Linked DNA regions of Homo sapiens: region 2 is linked to region 1. Evidence: chromatin contacts called from ENCODE Hi-C or POLR2A ChIA-PET data. All regions are on one chromosome and are shown on one strand. Each heading gives the region's core, a stretch centred on a gene start or an enhancer-like site at or near the end of the contact. The rest is flanking DNA. Distances are from core to core; before and after follow the strand shown. Region 1 overlaps RAP1GAP2 (RAP1 GTPase activating protein 2). Region 2 has its middle 15 kb from the start of OR1D5.

What was found. A loop is a pair of places that touch in the nucleus more often than their neighbours do. ChIA-PET counts read pairs that join two places held with the same protein, here RNA polymerase II (POLR2A). Pooled maps may share reads with other maps.
Region 2: a pooled map shows a loop between it and region 1 (7-fold over the local background). The contact joins two enhancer-like sites. A Hi-C loop is called at or near these places in 8 of 50 pooled maps. POLR2A ChIA-PET finds 5 or more read pairs at or near these places in 4 of 52 experiments (A549, BJ, H1 and 1 more).

Annotation. Positions count from the first base shown.
Region 1 is chr17:2,846,241-2,850,185 of GRCh38, forward strand. The region is part of intron 2 of RAP1GAP2 (RAP1 GTPase activating protein 2); the gene reads left to right. Among named protein-coding and RNA genes, the nearest start is that of RAP1GAP2, 52 kb to the left of the region's middle. RefSeq lists enhancers at 1,503-2,094, 3,277-3,867. Within about 2 kb of position 1,836, at least 3 of the 41 ENCODE cell types and tissues checked have a DNase peak (open chromatin) inside an H3K27ac peak, as active enhancers do.
Region 2 is chr17:3,046,405-3,050,496 of GRCh38, forward strand. No RefSeq gene overlaps it. Among named protein-coding and RNA genes, the nearest start is that of OR1D5, 15 kb to the right of the region's middle. Within about 2 kb of position 2,472, at least 6 of the 41 ENCODE cell types and tissues checked have a DNase peak (open chromatin) inside an H3K27ac peak, as active enhancers do.

The DNA.
Region 1 (3,945 bases), core at 586-3,085:
TTTTTTGGTGTCTGGCTTCTTTCACTTAGATCTTGCTTTTGAGGTGCTTCCTTGTTGTTGCATGTGTCCATGTTTTGTTCCCCTTTATTATTGGGTCGTATTCCACCGCGGGGATGTACCACAGCTTGTTGATGGACACTTGGGCTGCTTTCCGACTTTGGCGGTTTGTTTTGTTTTGTTTTGTTTTTGAGATGGAATCTCACTCTGTCACTCAGGCTGGACTGCAGTGGTGCAATCTCGGCTCACTGCAACCTCCGCCTCCCAGGTTCAAGTGATTCTCCTGCCTTAGCCTCCCGAGTAGCTGGGATTACAGGCATGAGCCACCATGCCTGGCCAACTTTGGCTATTTTGAATAAAATGGTGATGAACATTGTCATGCAAGTCTTTGTGTAGAGCATGCATGTTCACTGAATCCTTGCAGTAGCTAATAGGTTGGCACTGTTGTTATTCCCATTTTACAGATGAAGACACTGAGGCACAGAGGGGGTGAATTCCTAGTCCAAGGCCGCATGCATAGTAAAAGCTGGGGGTAGGATTCTAACCCAGGTTCGTCTGACTGCAGCATATGTATTTTTATTCCCTCACTGTAGTGTCTTTGCACCACAGCTGTTTGGGGCCATTAAGCCTAGGGACAAGTGGGCATCTCCTCTCAATGGCCTGTCAATTCCTAACTGCATTTTAGCTCACAATAGTAGTTGATAATAATGGTAGTGTTGATAATAATGGATTTGAGTCACCACAAAAAGATTCCATCAAACCTGCCTTTATTTTTATCTGTTTATTTTTGAGACGGAGTCTTGCTCTGTCGCCCAGGTTGGAGTGCAGTGGCGCGATCTCGGCTCACTGCAACCTCCACCTCCCTGGTTCACGCGATTCTCCTGCCTCAGCCTCCCGAGTAGCTGGGATTACAGGCGCCCGCCACGTTGCCTGGCTAATTTTTGTATTTTGAGTAGAGACGGGGTTTCACCATGTTGGCCAGACTGGTCTCGAACTCCTGACCTCGTGATCCACCCGCCTCAGCCTCCCAAAGTGCTGGGATTGCAGGTGTGAGCCACCGCGCCCGGCATCAAACCTGTCTTTAAAGGACAACAGCATTTGGAGGCGTTTGAGAGAAATCTCTAGCTAGGGTCATTACAGTAACTAACAGCAAGCAAGGAAGCAAACAAAAAGTCTTGCTACCCAAAGCCCTAGTCGCCTGGAAATCTCACATAGTTGTAATTCGTCATCTCCCAGAGAAGCCAGGCACAGAAGGCGTTACTGGATATATAAAATAGTATATAAATAATACATGTATAAGAAACCACTCTGTTCTCTGTAGAGCCAAACAGAATAGGGTTTTGGAGAGTCTGCTGGTTCTCGCTTTGAAAGATGTTGCTAAGCAATGTTGCTAATATTATGGAAAGACAGCTTCCCTCCCGGCTTTTCCACTCAGCCTCAGAAACTCTGGAAGAGGTGGAAGTGGCTTCAGGAGTAGCAGCAGCTGGGGAGGTTTGGTAATCAGTGAGGCGGGGGCCGGGGGACCTTGGGTTGGAGAGGGACTGTGCTGTAGGCCACCCAGCCCTCAGCCTCATCCGCTCCTGATTCTCTGTACTGACTCCTGGGCGGCCTCTATGCAAAATAACACCTCTTCCTGTTCGTCAGAAATTTCACACACAGAAGGATCCTTTTGAATTTTTTCACTGTGGGAAAAATTACTGTAGTCATGCAGCTTAGCAAAAATTCAAAAATCCATAAATGAACTTCAAAAAAGGAAGTATTTTAAATAACTTCAGTAACCCAAGTGATATATGAAGAACTTCTTTATTCCTCCCTCTACCCACTCTCCATAATCCCTGAACAGGAAGTCGGCAGGGTTCTGATTGACATCACGTACTGCAGGCCCCACCTTCATGGCTCTGGGTACCAGAGCGCAGGGTGCCCGCCACTGAGTGGGATCTGTGGGTTTCCTCAGCGTGGTTTCCTTTCCTTGGAGCTTGGAAATGCCACACAAGTCACAGAGATCCGTTTCCAAAACCTGAGCCAGTTTAGATCCTCTGCTTAATATGACGTCTGTGGCCCCAGGAAAGTTGGGCTGAGCTGAGGTTTCCCAGGCTTGTCTTTGAGGCCTCCGAGTCCTGGCCTGCGTTTATCACGGAACGACCCTATTGTGGTGGGATGGACCTCTTGGGGGCTGGTCATGGGTTCTGTGAGGGGATTTTAGAAGCTGGGAGGAGAGTCAGTATGTTGGCAGAGAGTTTTCCTGCATCTCTCTCTTTTCCTTCTTTTTTTTTTTTTAATTAGTTATTTATTTATGAGATAGAGTCTTGCTCTGTTCCCCAGGCTGGAGTGCAGTGGCACGATCTCAGCTCACTACAACCTCCGCCTCTGGGCTCCAGCAATTCTCCTTCCTCAGCCTCCCGAGTAACTGGTATTCCAAGCGCCCGCCACCACGCCTGGATGATTTTCGTATTTTTAGTAGAGACGGGGTTTCACCATGTTGGCCAGGCTGGTCTCGAACTCCTGGCCTCAAGTGATTCGCCTGCCACGGCCTTCCAAAGTGTTGGGATTACAGGCGTGAGCCACCGCACCCGGCCCAGCTCTCACTTTTCAAAAATAGAAACTGCTTCCCGACCTCAGATGACTTCAATCTTTCCCTTCCCCCGACGCCTTCCTGCCTCCCTCTTCCCCCTCCTCTGTCTTCCTCCTAAGGGGGCATCCCAGAGACGCAACTGTGCTGTGGCCCAGCAGGGGGCGCTGATGTACCTGCCAAGAGTGGAGGTGTCTTAGCACAGGTGTGAGCGTTCAGCTGTGTGCGAGCGGGCTTCAGAGTGATATCCCAGAGCAGGTGTGTGTATGTGTGTACCCTCAAAGGCAGAAGAGAGCGGGGGTGCTGGACCGTCCTGTCCAAGGCTCTGTTTATAACCCTTGCGTTGTCCCAAAGGTTGTGTGGTCCATGGAATAGCTGGGACCCTGCCCGTGGAGGGGAGGGGCAAGGCGTTTGAAGACATCTGGTTTTCATCAAAGGCCCCACCCTCCTTGCTCCATGGCCCCCCTCGCCCCCACCCACCCCCAATCCCAGCCCAGAACGGTGGCAGTCATTCTGCCCAGCAGTGGGGCGCTGGGAGTTGGTGGCTGGGTGGGGCGACGAGGTGGCGTCTGCTGCAGGCTGGCTCTCTGACGAGGGGCACGGGGATTGGGGCTGATTCCCGCTTTCTCATGGATATGTCTCCTGGAGCCGGTTCCCAGGCACAGAAGGCCCTTTTCTTCAGGGCCAGGCATGCGTGTCTGTCTGCCTCAACCCACTGGCCCCTCAGGAACGGGCTGTGCAGCTGTCTGCGCTCTGTTCATGATTAACTTCGCTGTCTCCCGCCCCAGGCCTGATTCCCACCCAGGCCCCCTCAGCCTTTGGAGTTCCCCTGGACTGGAAGAGAGACCTGGGCTGGCAGCTGCCGGGCACTTTGTTCTCTGGGACTGTGAGCTTTGGAGGCTGGAACAGGCCATGGAGGTCCTGAGAGCTGGGACGCCGTGGGGCATAAGTTGGGTGAGGTGAGACCTGCAGGAAGACCCCTTCTCTGCCGTCAGAGACTTCTGCCGTCCTCATTTCCTGCGGTCTGCATGTATCCAGCTTTCTCAGCCCACCCCAAAGTGCCTCATGAATGTGGCCTTGGAGCAGAGTAATGTGAAAATTCTTCCCTGTCCGTTCTCTTTCGAACTGTGATTTCTTCAAGAACAGTGCCTTGGTTTGGCGCAGGTGTGTCACTAACACCTAACACTGCCTGCTTTTTTTTTTTTTTTTTTTGAGATGGAGTCTCGCTCTGTTGCCCAGGCTGGAGTGCAGTGGTGTGATCTCGGTTCACTGCAACCTCTGCCTCCCGGGTTCATGCCATTCCCCTGCCTCAGCCTCCCGAGTAGCTGGGATTACAGGCACCCGCCACCACGCCCGGCTAATTTTTTGTATTTTTAGTA
Region 2 (4,092 bases), core at 1,222-3,721, 200 kb after region 1:
AAAATTAAGTAGAATTTTATGTCCTTTCTTGTACAACTTTACGTTTTCCCTGGAATGACTAATTACCTTCACTTTAATTTGCCTTCTTCCTCATATACACAGTCTCATTTTTTCCCTTATGTTCTATGAGGGCTACTATTTTCCTGGTACCAAACTCATTGGAGCCTGATTTCTTTTTGCTTCAATTTGGCCTTGTTACTTTCTAGGCCTGCTTAGCACAGCTGTATTCCCCAGACTTCTTTTTTGGGTAACATCTGTGATTTTCTGGATCCCATGAACTCCTTGTTCTTGACTTACTCCTGAGTTTTGCTGGAGCTCACCCCCCAGTAGCTTCTTAAGGAAGGATGGAAGACAAATGTGTTAAGTCCTTTCACATCTGAAAATGTCTCTATTCTCCCCTACACTAGATGACTAGTTTGGCTGGAAATTCTGTGTTGAAAATATTTATTTCCACAGAATTTTGAGGGCATCACTCCGCTGTCTTCTAGCATCCAGAGTTACCATTTTGATTCTTGAGCTTTTGTAGTTGATCATGTTTTTTTTTTTGCTGATCTGTTTTTTTTTTCCCGGAAGTATTTATGATCCGCATATGCCAGCATCAAAGACTTAAAAGATGTTGTGCAGGAAACAACCTGTTCCCTGCAAGACCAAAGGCAAATATTTCATTATATGCAGATGTTATGATTGCATACTTGGAAACACAAAGAATGTCCATTGAAAATTATTACTAACAATAAGAGAATAGAATGTATATACAGTTGATCTGAAATTTGTTGATATATCTTGGCATGAGTTTAAACAATTGCTTTCATTGTTTTGGACCTTCAATGATTCTTTAACCTTGATATATGTGACCTTCAGGTTAGGGGCATTTTATGCTATTTCTTTGATTTTATTGGAACCTTATAATTCCATATAAACTTAAGATCAAGTTTTCTAGTTCTCCAAAGTCTTTTTGGAACTTTTCTTAGGGTCACGATAAAGTTTTAATTTAGGGAGATTTGACATTTTTATTACATAGAAACTTCCTATTCACAAATATATCTTTCTATTATTTCAAGTTTTCTTTTTATGTACTCCAGTAGAAATATATATATATATATATATATATATATATATATATATATATATATAAAATTTTTTTTTCTTTGACATGGAGTGTCGCTGTGTCGCCCAGGCTGGAGTACAGTGGTGTGATCTCGGCTCACTGCAACCTCTGCCTCCCGGGTTCAAGTGATCCTCCTGCCTCAGCCTTCAGAGTAGCTGGGATTACAGGCGCCTGCCACCACACTCAGCTAATTTTTGTATTTTTCGTAGAGATGGGGTTTCGCCATGTTGCCCAGGCTGGTCTTGAACTCCTGACCTCAAGCGATCCACCCGCCTTGGCTTCCCAAAGTGCTGGGATTACAGGCGTGAGTCACCGTGCCTGGCCAGAATAATAAAATTTTTATTGAATTTATTCTCAGTTCTTTTTTCTTTTTTTTGCTGTTATTACACATAGGATATTTTTACCATTATATTTTCTGCCTGGTTGTTTGCGTACGGAAATAGAATTAATTTTTGTATATTGATTTTGCATCCAGCCAACTCATCCTATTCTCTTATTGTTCCTAACAATTTTAATGGGCTCTGTCTTTCAAAGTATAGAATCATATCACCTACATATGAAAAATTTGCCTTCGTTTTTCCAGCGAATGGGGTCTTCTTTCCTCAACATCTCTGATGCTAGCATGTAGGATATCTATAGTCTTCTTTCCTTTTCTTTATTTTTTTCTGTATACTCCCAGACAACACGTTCCACACACAAATATATTTTTCTTCCAGAGACCTGACTGAATTCTCTAGTTTTTAATGTTTCTTGATTTTCAAGTATAAATCATTTCACCTGAAATAATAATATTTTGTTTTCCTCCTGCCCCCCAGTTTTAACCGCCTTGCCCCCTTTGAAGTCTTATATCTTGCCTGGGCGCTCCAAAACATTACATAAAAACGGTGAGAGCAGGGGCATTCGCATCCAGCTCGACTTTCATAGGAATGCGTCTGGCGTTTCAAACACTGTGAGGTTCACTATGGTTTTCTGAGTTGTCATTAAATTCAGGTTTGTTTAATTCCTGTTGACTAAAAATTTCATTTTCTTTTTTTTTTTTAATTACCAATCAATGTTACATTTTATCAGCGCCTTTGGTCATCTAACGGTCTGATAGGCCATTGCCATTGCACAGTGTTCTTCTAACGGAATTTAGAATCCTAGCTTCCGATGCTTTCTCAGAAGAAGAGCACGGGCGGTAGGAAAGAAGGACGCTTTCAGGAAGGATGGAGGGCCCAGGACGATTTCGCTCCCCGGTGGACGTGGAGGGCGGGCAGGGTCATCCTTTCTCCTGAAACTGGGGAGCCCTACGAAGGGGTTCCGGAGAAGACGCACGGATCTCGAATACCTCCCCGCCCGGCTGCCACTGGATGGCGCGCGCAACCTGCGGAACCACAGGGCGACATCCAGCTGCGGGCGGCGAAGGGAATTGGAGCGTGGACCTCTCCAGGCTTTTCATTCGCTGGTTCTGCCGGTGTCCCGCCTTTTCCATCTCCTCATTGGCTGTCGCCTCCGGGCCTGCGACTTTGCTCAGCCCCTCCGGGGAGTGGAATCGGGTGTGCAACAGGCCGTGAGGTCCGGCTTTGCGAGGAACTCCCATTGGTCAGTCAAACAGGAGTCCCACCCTCCTGGGCTTCCCATTGGTTGCTGTCCCACCGCTGCTCTCAGTTTCCCAGCGGCTGGGGATCTGGGTTTTCTGGGGGTGGAGGGGTGCAGTACGCTGCTGGAAGCTCGTTTCTCTTTCCACCGTTGTGTGCCTCGGGCTCGCGGTCAACGGGGCTGGACGAGGTTCAGAACCCTCCAGAGCGGCAGCTGTCCCCGGGGTGGGTTGTGGGACTCAACAGCCCTCAGGGGAAAATGGCGGGAGGCAGGTGGAGGTGTCTTCTTTGCACTGAAGACCTGGATACCCTGCTGCGGGCTGAACGGGAGGCTGGGGTGGAGCCCTGGCTCGGGTTATGGCCGGGGAGGAGACCACGCTGGGCGAGTGGGAGGCAGCCCCAGCCAGGGGCTGGAAGACCAAGTACCGGACCTTCAAGGGCCTTCTTGCACCCGCATCCCACAGTAAACAGGATACGTAGGTGACCGTCTAGAAAACTTGAGTTTCTCTTGACAAGTTGATGTGCCAGTTTTCGTATGCATTCAAATAAATATTTAGTAATTTCAACTTTGCGCTTTTAGCATTTTGGAGCTAGTAATAAATATTTTTTTTCTTTCAGGATTCAAGCATTTTATGAATCCTTGGAAAGTTTATAGGCCTGAGGCACAGGTGCCTGTAGTGGCTGGTGCATAAAACTGATTCTGTCTCCCAACCATCTCAAGGCACACACGCACTCCAGGTTGTCATGAAATCGCTGGGTTCTGACTCATGCAAAACAGACCAGTGGCTACTTATACACCAGGAGAGGCTGCCCAGCCTCGCTGCAGAGGCCCAGACCTGGGTCCTGTTGAATACACATACGCAGATAAAAGGCTGAGGTGACACACATCAGAATGGGAACAGGGAGGGCTCTAGATAATAAAAGTGAATGTAGAGTTTGTTTTAGAAGCCAGCCCAGGACTGGGACTGGGTACTGAGGCAGTGGTCTAGTCACAAGGGCTTGCGCCAGGAGGCAGAGGGCAGGGAGAGTTGGCAATGCCACATTGGCAAACTGGCAAAAGCGGCTCCAGCAGTGTCTCTTGCTCCATGTTTGGGTCACCATTCTGTTGCTCTGAACTGTGAACCACAAAGTTAACACAGAGCCTTATTGCTACGTCCAGGTAATTTGATATCGTATATTCTATGATCTCACATGGAGACATAAATAGGCTTATGCTGCTGGGCCAGAAAATCTGTGGAGGAAACGATGAACATCTGAAAGGATACACATCCAAACTATTAACAGTGGTTACTCATGTGATATCAAAGTGGACATGAGAAGTGGAAGGGCGCAGACTTATTTATTTATTTAGACGGAGTCTTGCTCTGTGGCCCAGGCTGGAGTGCCGTGGTGCGATCTCAGCTCACT